Regions from separate parts of the Homo sapiens genome. Here region 2 is linked to region 1. Evidence: read pairs that join two places in POLR2A ChIA-PET (ENCODE). Cell type or tissue: Panc1. All regions are shown on one strand.

Region 1 (5,000 bases):
GAAAACAGGCTGAGAAATCCCACAATTCAAACTCAAATCTGGCTACAAAGCCCATTATTTTAATCATTCTATTACTCAATTTGTGGGACGTGTGGAACATCCAAGTGCTAATATCTGGTAGATAGTTGAAAATATGGGTCTGAGTTCAAGATAAAAATCTAGCCTATAGATACACTTTTCAAAACCATTGGCATTTAAATGTCATATGACAGTAAGTGGGTAAAATAATGTTACCAAGGCAGTGACTTTCAAACGTATTGACTACAGTCAGCAGTAGATTTTTTTTTTTTACAGAGACCTACAGAGACCTACTACACACACAGACACACACAGACATGCACACACACAGATCTCCTTTTACAATTCCTACCCCATTAAATGTGATAAATTCTGTTGCTTTCTATTCCATTTTCTTCTATGCAATTCTATTTCATTTAAAAATGCTACTTGCAACCCATGAGATTGGTGACATCAGCCATCAGTAGGTTGTCCTCTGCAGTTTGAAAAGCACTGCCTTTAGTAATTTGTGATAAAGAAGCCACGAACTGGCAACCCACTGACCATTTCTGTCATGGAGATGTATTCTCTTTAGCATGCTATTTCTGGCATGTAGATATGTTATCCTCGAGCAAATTTTTAAACATCAGAGATTTCAAATGAAAGCCTGAATTTCAGATTGTCTTGAGAAATGGAAAAAAATTTGCTAATGGTTATGTTGCCTATTGGCTGACATTGGCTGAAGCTGAGAAACAGCTGCTTCCTGTTTTCCATAGACACATCCACTCCTTCTTATCTCCCTGACATTGAATACCAGCTGCCATTTAAAATTATGCTTGTATTTGTTTTCTGTTGTGGTGGTTGTTGTTTTTCTAAGAGAAAAGGTATTTCTTTACTTTATCAAAGATGGAAAAAGTAAAGAGTAAGAGAGTCACATAATTTTTCCTTCCTACCACCTGCTTCATTTATTCATGTCATCTACAGATCTGTGTTATCACTTGGGTTTGTGAGCCACAGTCTAGAGTGTTAAAAGAGAGGCTGCTAATACCCACAAGAAAAGGGAGAAAAAAGAGCCCTAGAAAAATACTAAAAAGGAATTACCAGAGGGTTTAGGAGAAAATCCATAAGAATAGGACACCAGGGGTTAAGAGCATCCAGTTTAGGCTTTATGGTATTTTAATGTCAAAGGCATTTGTTGATCTACTTGGCAAAAACTGTCAAAGAAGATTCTCTTCTCTTTAGACAATTCAACTCAGTATCTTACCCCGAAAGTCAGGAAGATACAAAAATAAAGGATTTTAGCAATGGGGACCTGTATTAACATGCTAGGGTTTAATAAAAAATATTATCATGTCACACTAATAAAAATATTATCATCTTACACTTTATGTTAGAGGATGAAGATGTGGAATGCAGTTTGCCAGACATTATTTTGGTGATGGTTTTTGGATTGAGTGAGAAAATGGTTCTTGCACATGCACTGCTCTTTGAAATAGGGTTCATGAGACAGAGGTGGTAGTGGAAGCCCTTGTCTCAGTGTGGATTGGGACTGAGCACTTTAGCATAACTTTAGCCATCCATTTGAGTGTCTCAAATTACCCTACCGATGGATCCAGGAGCCTGGTACTATTACTGAGGTCAGAATTGTGACATGATAATATTTTTATTAAGCCTTAAGTCTGTGCTAGCATTGGCTACCATCATGGCATATCATCGAAGTGGGTATATGCCTTGGTCGGTTTGGGATACTGTAACAAAATACTATCAACTAGGTGGCTTACAGAAAGTAGAACTTTATTTCTTACAGTTCTGGAGGTTGGGAAGCCCAAGATGAACGTGAAGGCATGGGCAGATTTGGTGTCTGGTGAGGACCCACTTCTGGTTTATAGATGACACCTTCTCACTGTGTCCTCACATGGTGGAAAGTACCAGGAGTCTCTCTTGGGCCATTTTTTTTTTTTTTTTGAGATAGTGTCTTGCTCTTGTCGCCCAGGCTGGAGTGCAATGGCATGATCTTGGCTCACTGCATCCTCCACCCCCAGGCTCAAGTGATTCCCCTGCCTCAGCCTCCTGAGTAGCTGGGATTACAGACACCCACCATCATGCCCAGCTAATTTTTGTATTTTTAGTAGAGATGGGGTTTCACCATGTTGGCCAGGCTGGTCTTGAACCCCTGACCTCAGGTGATCCACCTTGGACCTTTTTTATAAGGGCACTAATTTGGTCCATGAGGGTTCCATTCTCATGATCTAATCACTTCACAGAGGTTCTACCTCTTAATCTCATCGCTTGTGGATTAGAATTTAAACATAAAAATTTGGGGGGGGGGGGCGGATCACAAACACTCAGATCATAATAGCATATAAAATGAGTTGAAGTCCTAGGAAAAAGGCTTTGAGAGAAGGAGTTAGTTTGCATAGGGAAATCATTTACAATCAGTATTAACTGAGGGTACTCCTTATAGTGGCTGGAATAATATATCATTTGAATAAATTGGTGGTCTTCAATTTTGATTGCACCACCAAAGAATCAAAAGTTACTCAAGAATTAACAACTGAATATCGCATTAGACAATTTGAAGGAGGGAAACAAAATAAGCTCTGCTATAATTTTCAAAAAATGACGAAACTTTTTACACAAATTAAAAATAATTTCAAAAAGGATTTTCACCTTAGCATTAGTCTTTTTTGTTTAATAATAAAGGAAGGAGAAGAAACAAAAAGAAAAGATAGACTATTTTTGCCTAAATGTCATTCTTAGAAGCAGAGAAGTATTTACTTTTCTTTTGTTCCTTCAAATCCTAAGAGGGCAGTACAAGCTGGAGCTTCTCTTCCTTTTCATTTGCCAGGAAACAGCACACAAAGGCAAGGCTTCTCTTAGCAGGGCAGAGACATTTGTTTTCTTTTTTTCTATTCCCTGTTGAGCTGAGCCTTTAAACAGAAATCTATCCGCTGTGCTTCTATTGTGTTGTGAGCACCATGACTTATGTTTATTCTTTATAGATCACGTTTTCCATGTTTTACCATGTTAGCGAGTTAAAATGAGTACATATTTTGAGGTATTCACAAGTGGACAATTTATAATTCTTTGGTTATGACTAAAGGTTGAGTTGCTAAAATATCATAAAGGGATATTTGCCTAGAATTAATATATGTAAAATACTCTGTGTTAAGTAGCCAGCCATAGCACATAAACTAATGAAATCTCCAGGAACTGAGATTTTACAATAATTAAGATAATGCTTATAGGTAATATACATTATAATGAGAATTTTATTTTTCTATGGAAGATTGGTAAAAATAGCCAACATGACGTATAGGGCAAAAATGACTTCTTAGTATTTGTCGGTCTAAACAGGGTCACTTTCCTACCTCAAAGTCATCTATCAAATAAATCCTTCTTCCCCCATGGAGGGAAATCAACTAGTTTAGCTGAAGTCTCTCCAATGTGAAGCAGCCAGCCAAGAGAAAAGGAGAGGATCCAGAAGCTGAGAGATGCTTTACTTAGTCAAGTTGGCAGGAGAAGACACAATGAGAGAATGATGAGCTATGCATATTTAGAGAATTGGACAAGAGATAAATAAATAGTAGCAGCTGTGGTCTGGACGTGTCCCCTCCAAAATTCGGGTGTTGAAACATAATGGCCAATATAATGGCGTTAAGGGGCCTTTAAGAGGTGATTAGGCCAATGAGGGTTCCCTCTCTGGTGAATGGGATTAAGGCCCTTATAAAAGAGGCATAATTAATGCTTTGGCTCCCTCACCCTTCTGCCTTTTACCATGTGAGGACAACACATTCCTCCCCTTGAAGGATGCAGCACCAGGTGCCATCTTGGAAACAGAGAGTAGCACTCACCAGATGACCAAACCTGTCAACACCTTGATCTTGGACTTCCTAGCCTCCTGCACTGTGAAAATAAATGCCCGTTTTTCACAAATCAGCCAATCTCAAGTATTTTTGTTATGGCAGCATAAAACTAAGAGAGTAGCTCTTGTGATTAGAGTGGATGTGGCTTTCATTTCAATTAGAATGGATGTGGCTTTTCAATTGCAATAGGGTCTTACTACTTACGTAACAATACTATTGATATTTTACATGTATTCTGCATACTTTCATTTGAGACCTACTCATGTATTATTCTATATGATCCTCAGAAAAACTTGGTGAGGAAGTAATAGAAGGCTCTATTAATAATAATAACTTTGTTATTATTCTCATTTTACAGGTAAAGAAACCAAGGCTTAGAGACCTGCTCACAGTCGTTTCGTGAGGGAATGCAACATCTGGGTCTAGGGTCCAAATCTATCTCTGCTGTGAAGAGGAACTCATACAGGAGATCTACATGATTACCAATTCTTGGCCTTGCAGTGGAGGTAAGTCTTTTTATCAGCCTTTCAAAGCTGCCTATAGATACCTAGGCATCTATAGGATTTTATAGAGATCATTAGGATTTTATAGAGCTCTTCATATTTTATGGGGCTAATTTTAGCCAATCTTGAGATTGTGGTCATGTTTCTGTAACTATTGATTAACTCAGCAAATATCATAGAGGAAATTATAAGATATTTAATATATGATTGTTGAATAAATGAAAAGATCTGTGATGAGCATAGCAAGATCAATGTATTTCTAGGTCATAGCTAATGATAAAATATATAAAGCAATTATTTGCTTTTCACATTTTATGATTTTATAGTGACAAAACCTATTTTTTATCTCAAAAGCCTCAAAGGCCAGAAGCTTTTTTTTTTTTTTTTTTTTTTTAATAATTTAACCTCAAGTAGGGTTGTGGACATGTGGCCAAGATTGTTGCTGCAGGGAAACTTAAGCATAGAGAAAAGGAAATAAAGAAGCAAGGACAGTGACAGTTCAGTCTGGTGAGAGTGTCAGCATCCAGCAGCAGCTATGGCAGTGGCAAGAGTAGTAGGGTGTCCGGTGGCCACGACTAGCAGGGCTAAAAGCAGCTTTGTTCTAGCCAGACTTTTCCTTTGTGTCATTTCAGTT
Region 2 (5,000 bases), 140 kb after region 1:
AATAATACCTCAGAGGGCAGAGGGCAAAGGGAAATGAGGACATTCCTAACTGGTCTCTCTGTTTTACCTTTTATGCTCCTCTAATCCATTTTCCATCCAGACTGATGTCCAAATTTAAAGGTCTCATCGCTCCCCTGCTTAATATACTTGAATGACTTCTTATGTAAACTTTGTCATGATCTAAAAGTTCCCGCTAGATCTGCAACTGCCTTCCTCCCCCCGTTTCATCTGTTTAGCAGACCGAGGGCACCAGTCTCTGTGGTTTAAACTTGCCAAACTTTTCTTCACGGAAGTTTTGCTGTTCTTTTCTCCACTAGACAGCTGTTCCAGAAGTTCTTATGTCTGATTCCTTCTCATTCTTCATGCCTAAGCTTAAATATAACACAAGAAGCCCTTCCCTGATTATTCTAAACAGGGGCCTTGCCTATTGATAGTTTCTATTACAGTATTATTTATAGTTCCTTAATTGCCCCATAATGATGCAGTTATTTTACTTGTATTTTTATTATCTGTTTGCCCCATAAATATTACTCTCATAAAGACAGAGACTGCCCTGTTCTCCTTTGGAGCTCAGTAAAACAAATATTTGTTGAATAAATGAATATTTGAAGTTAGTCTTTATGGAAGCATTATAACTTTGGTTGTAAGTTTTATAATTTAATATTGTTTATAACTCTGAAGATAAGTGAGTCTAAACCAGGAAAATTTACATTTATACTTTAATGAATAAAAATCATGAATACTTACAAAACATTCACTATTGCCAAGCATTATATATACCTAGTATTTTACAAAGCCTTCTCTTGTCACTTTCATAGCTACTCTAAGTGATGGGTCCTGTAACCCTGATCTATTGGAGGTTAAACTGAGATTCAGAGTTAACTTGTCCAGGGTCACACAGTAAATTAATTGTATCTTAACCATTAAAAATGTCATATGAGGCCGGGTGTAGTGGCTCATGCCTATAATCCCAGCACTCTGGGAGGCTGAGGCAGGTGGATCACTTTAGCCCAGGAGTTGGAGATGAGCCTGGGCAATATGGCAAAACTCTGTCTCTACAAAAAAATTAACTGGGCATGGTGGCATGTGCCTGTAGTCTCAGGTACTAGGAAGGCTGAGTTGGGAGGATTGCTTGAGCCTGGGAGGTTAAGCCTGCAGTGAACCGTAAGCGAGCCACTGTACTCCAGCCTGGGTGACAGAGTGAGAGACCCTGTCTCAAAAAAAAAAAAAAAAGTCATGAAAAGTTACCACTAACTGAATTATGGCTTTGTCTAGTTTTTTCTGGGTTTTCTTTATTTTCCAACTCTTAAGATATTAAGTCAAAGCTGTCATCTTCAGAATGACGCTTTGTCTCCTCCTTCACACCTACAGCACTCAGTCAGAGTATCGAGCATGTCTTCTGCACATTACACCAGGGAAATGGCTTTCTTTCAGCCAATCTCCAGGAATCCAAAAATTCAAAGGCAACAAATTAAAGATCATTATATATATTGCAAATGGTTAAAAACCTTTAAAATATAAAAACTTTTATAAATAAGAAAATCTAGTAGAAAAATGGTCAGCCCACATGATTCACAGAAAAAGGAATATAAATAGACAATTATGTGAAGAAATTTATAATTACTAGTAATCACAGAGATGCAAAAGAAAGCAAATGAAATGCCATTTCCATCAAATTAGAAAATACTAAGAAATTATAATACCTAGTACTGATGGTGAAATACAAATTGATATAATGGTGGAATGTAATTTGGCAATATGTACTTAAAACAAAAATGGTCACAGTCTTTACGTGCTAGTATCTCAAGGAATTATAGGGAAATAGAAGTGACTGAAGATACATATATGAGGTTGTTCATCATATATTAAATGAAAATATAGTGAACAATCTAAATTCTTCAACAGGATGGTGGTACCATCAAGAGCATGGACTCTGGAGCTAGACAGCCAGATCAAAGTCCATCAGTGATAGTCACTAACTGTAGAACTTTGGGCAGGTTGCTGACCCGTGTGTGCCTTGCTGTTCTCATTTGCCAAACAGGGGTAGTAATAGGAGCCATCTCATAAACTTCTGGTGAAGATTAAGTTAATATATGTGAAGCACTTTAACAGTGCTGAGAGCATTGTAAGCATTATATAAACAATCTATCATTTTTATGATTAAAATCACTTAAAATTTTGAAAAGGAAAATTTTTCACAGCATAATTTTAAGTGAAAAATAGAAAATGTATATTTTCAGTATGATCAGATTTCTAAATATGTGTATGACACAAGCACACATATGTAAGTTTAAAGAAAGTAGGAGGAAGGTGTTTGCCCTGTTTCCCAAAGTGGGAACTATATCTGTTTTAAAAACAACTGTCAAAAGTAAATGAAATAGGTTATATAAGTTGAGGAATCTGTTTTGCTTTGAAAATTGTGTAAAATTGCCAAGTTTCTAATAAACCAATAAATATAACATCAGTTCTTCCACTTTGTGGTATTACCATATACAATTTATGTCCCTGATGAATATTTTAGTCTTACCACTCTTAAAAATATGTGCGTATGTATTTAGGTAGTATATATAAAGGATGTACACACACACACACACCCTCTCTCTCTCCAAGAAAAATGTACCAGAATGTTAATTAAGTATATCTCTGGGCAGAAGAATTAAAGGTTATGTTAATTTTTTATTTATACTTTATCCAGATTTTCTATAATGAAGAGGAATACTGCTAAAATGTTTTTTTTTGTTGTTGTTTTTTTTTGCGGGGGGGGGGGGGCGTTTCCTATAAACCGGTTGATTCAGGCACTTACCCTGGTCCGTAGTTGCATATAAAATGTGCTCCATTGGAAAGAGCGTCAAAGCCAGAAACTTTAGGGCAAAATTGAACTGCGCAGCCAACTTTGTAACTATCTGCCCAAACAACCTGAAAGGAAATAAGGATTTTTAACAGAGAAAAACCATAAGATAAACATTGGGTATGATTAGGTCTTCATAAACATGGTGAGGTATACCACTCTAGTTAGAGTGCTTAAAACCCAGGAAGGTTTAGATACTCAGAAATCAGCTGGATAGACCTGTAGTTACCATTATTGGGGTGTGTGTGTGTGTGTGTGTGTGTGTGTGTGTGTGTGTGAAATAAGATAATTTTTGACAGTACAATGAAGAAATAAAACGGTAATGCAATAGGGAGTGATTGCTGGCAAGGTGATGCTGATTTTACTTGGGTGTTCAGAGGAAGCATTTGAACTGAGACTTGGACGACGAGGATGCAGCACTCAGGACAAACATTCAGGAAACTTAAACAATGGAGGAAGAGCATTCCAAGCAGAGGGAACACCAGGGAGAAAGGCCCTGAGATGGAATTTGCTTGGCATTATAGATTGGCAGGAAGAAAGCAAGTGAAGCCAAGATCTGATGAGTTGGAGAGAGTTGTAAGCAGTGAGGTCAAAGGCAGAGAAACCGATCAGGGAGATTCTTGTGAGTGCTATGTTCTTTTTCATGTCTTAGGTCACGAAGTGAACGGACTGAGAAGAGCAAGGGGAACAGGAAGCAGGTAATTTTGGAGGCTGTTTCAGTGGTACAAGAATGAAAAGATAGTGACTCACACGTGGGTGATGCCAGTGGAGCTCCCAAGAATGAATCAGGTTCATGGCTCAGCTTAGAGGTAAAGTTAAAAGGATTTTGAGTGTAGGGTAAGAGGGGAAGAGATAAAGTTTTGGTTTGGGGCCTGAGAAACATTTACTGAGATGGAGAAAACTAGGGAAGGAGGAGGGTAGGTGGGAGCGTGGGCAGGGGTTTTGTTCAGAATATGTTGATTTTGAGAGGCCTATTAGATATCAAGTGAAGATTAACTTGGTGGCTGCAGTCCAGAGGACAGGGTAAGGCTAGAGATGTAAATCTGGAAGACATGGAGCAAGATTAGATCACACAGGCAAATATAATAGATCAAGTAAATGAGAGTCTGGAATAATGAAAGCAAACACAAAACCAGCCTGCAAAACAGACTGAAGGAGTGGTCAGTGATGTAGGAGGGAAACCAAGAACAGAGAGACCTGCGCTGTTACATGGGATCCAGCACTCAAAAGAGCCCCATGCTTGGTTTAGATCAGTGCTGTCACATATTTTAGCACCTTTAGTGGTGCTTTTCTTTTGCTTTCTGAACAAAAGATTCCACATCATTTTGCAATGGGCTCCACAAATTCAATTATATAGCCCATCTTGACCAAGAGTGTTTGGTGTCACAAAAGCCTAAAGAAGAGAGTATTTAAAGGTGGATACAGCCAGCAATTAAATGCACTCATTTTTACAGCAGTACCAAATTACATTTTAAATTATTTTTTACTCATAAGTTTTTGAGCAATTTTGTCATAAGAACTGTGCCAAATACATTCAAAATTGAGTGAGCTAGAACCAGTGGGTACATTCACAAAACTTAGAAAAAAAGCAGTCATGAAACTCATCAGGTGAGGGTTTGACCACTGTGAATAGGCAGTGGAAGATGCTAAGGGCATATATGGCATGGTGCCTTTCTCTGAAGAAATGAGGTGGAGCTGGAGCTGGGATGAGCTGGTCTGGAGTCTTCCAGCAGAGGGCAACATCCTGTGTGATCCCTGGGTGGGACTGACCCATTCACAGAACTCAAAGAAAAGCCAGTGTGGCTGCAGAAAATGAAGAAGTTTACTTTAAAAATAAATGAAATTTACTCCCTGTATCAGGTGTTTGAACTAGAGCAACTCCATCTTGGTGTTGTGTTTTTTTGTTGTGGTTTTGTTTTTTTGTTTGTTTGTTTTTGAGACGGAGTTTTGCTCTTGTTGCCCAGGCTGGAGTGCAATGGTGCAATCTCGGCTTATTGCAACCTCCGCCTCCCAGGTTCAAGCGATTCTCCTGCCTCAGGCTCCCAAGTAGCTGGAATTACAGGCATGTGCCACCATGCCCGGCTAATTTTGTATTTTTAGTAGAGATGGGGTTTCACTATGTTGGTCAGGCTGGTCTCAAACTACTGACCTC

What was found. Peaks named below come from ENCODE experiments on the same cell type or tissue, not always from the same donor. Only the 100,000 strongest peaks of a DNase experiment are listed, where the experiment ranks them.
Region 2: POLR2A ChIA-PET joins it to region 1 with 5 read pairs; 3 of 35 experiments call an interaction of 5 or more read pairs at or near these places.

Annotation. Positions count from the first base shown.
Region 1 is chr12:75,630,536-75,635,535 of GRCh38, reverse strand. It overlaps LOC105369844 (a long non-coding RNA gene), which reads left to right. Exons shown (of 16, transcript XR_007063375.1): 9 at 4,222-4,369. Among named protein-coding and RNA genes, the nearest start is that of KRR1, 120 kb to the right of the region's middle. RefSeq lists an enhancer at 2,611-3,194. In Panc1, no CTCF peak of the experiment used is centred here; no DNase peak of the experiment used is centred here; H3K27ac peaks cover 4,802 bases.
Region 2 is chr12:75,488,322-75,493,321 of GRCh38, reverse strand. It overlaps GLIPR1 (GLI pathogenesis related 1), which reads right to left. Exons shown (of 6, transcript NM_006851.3): 3 at 2,804-2,916. It overlaps KRR1 (KRR1 small subunit processome component), which reads left to right. Exons shown (of 10, transcript NM_007043.7): 10 at 1-2,459. It overlaps GLIPR1-AS1 (GLIPR1 antisense RNA 1), which reads left to right and starts at 3,501. Exons shown (of 2, transcript XR_007063373.1): 1 at 3,501-3,546. In Panc1, CTCF peaks have their summits at 4,357 and 4,563 (motif pointing right); no DNase peak of the experiment used is centred here; H3K27ac peaks cover 2,647 bases.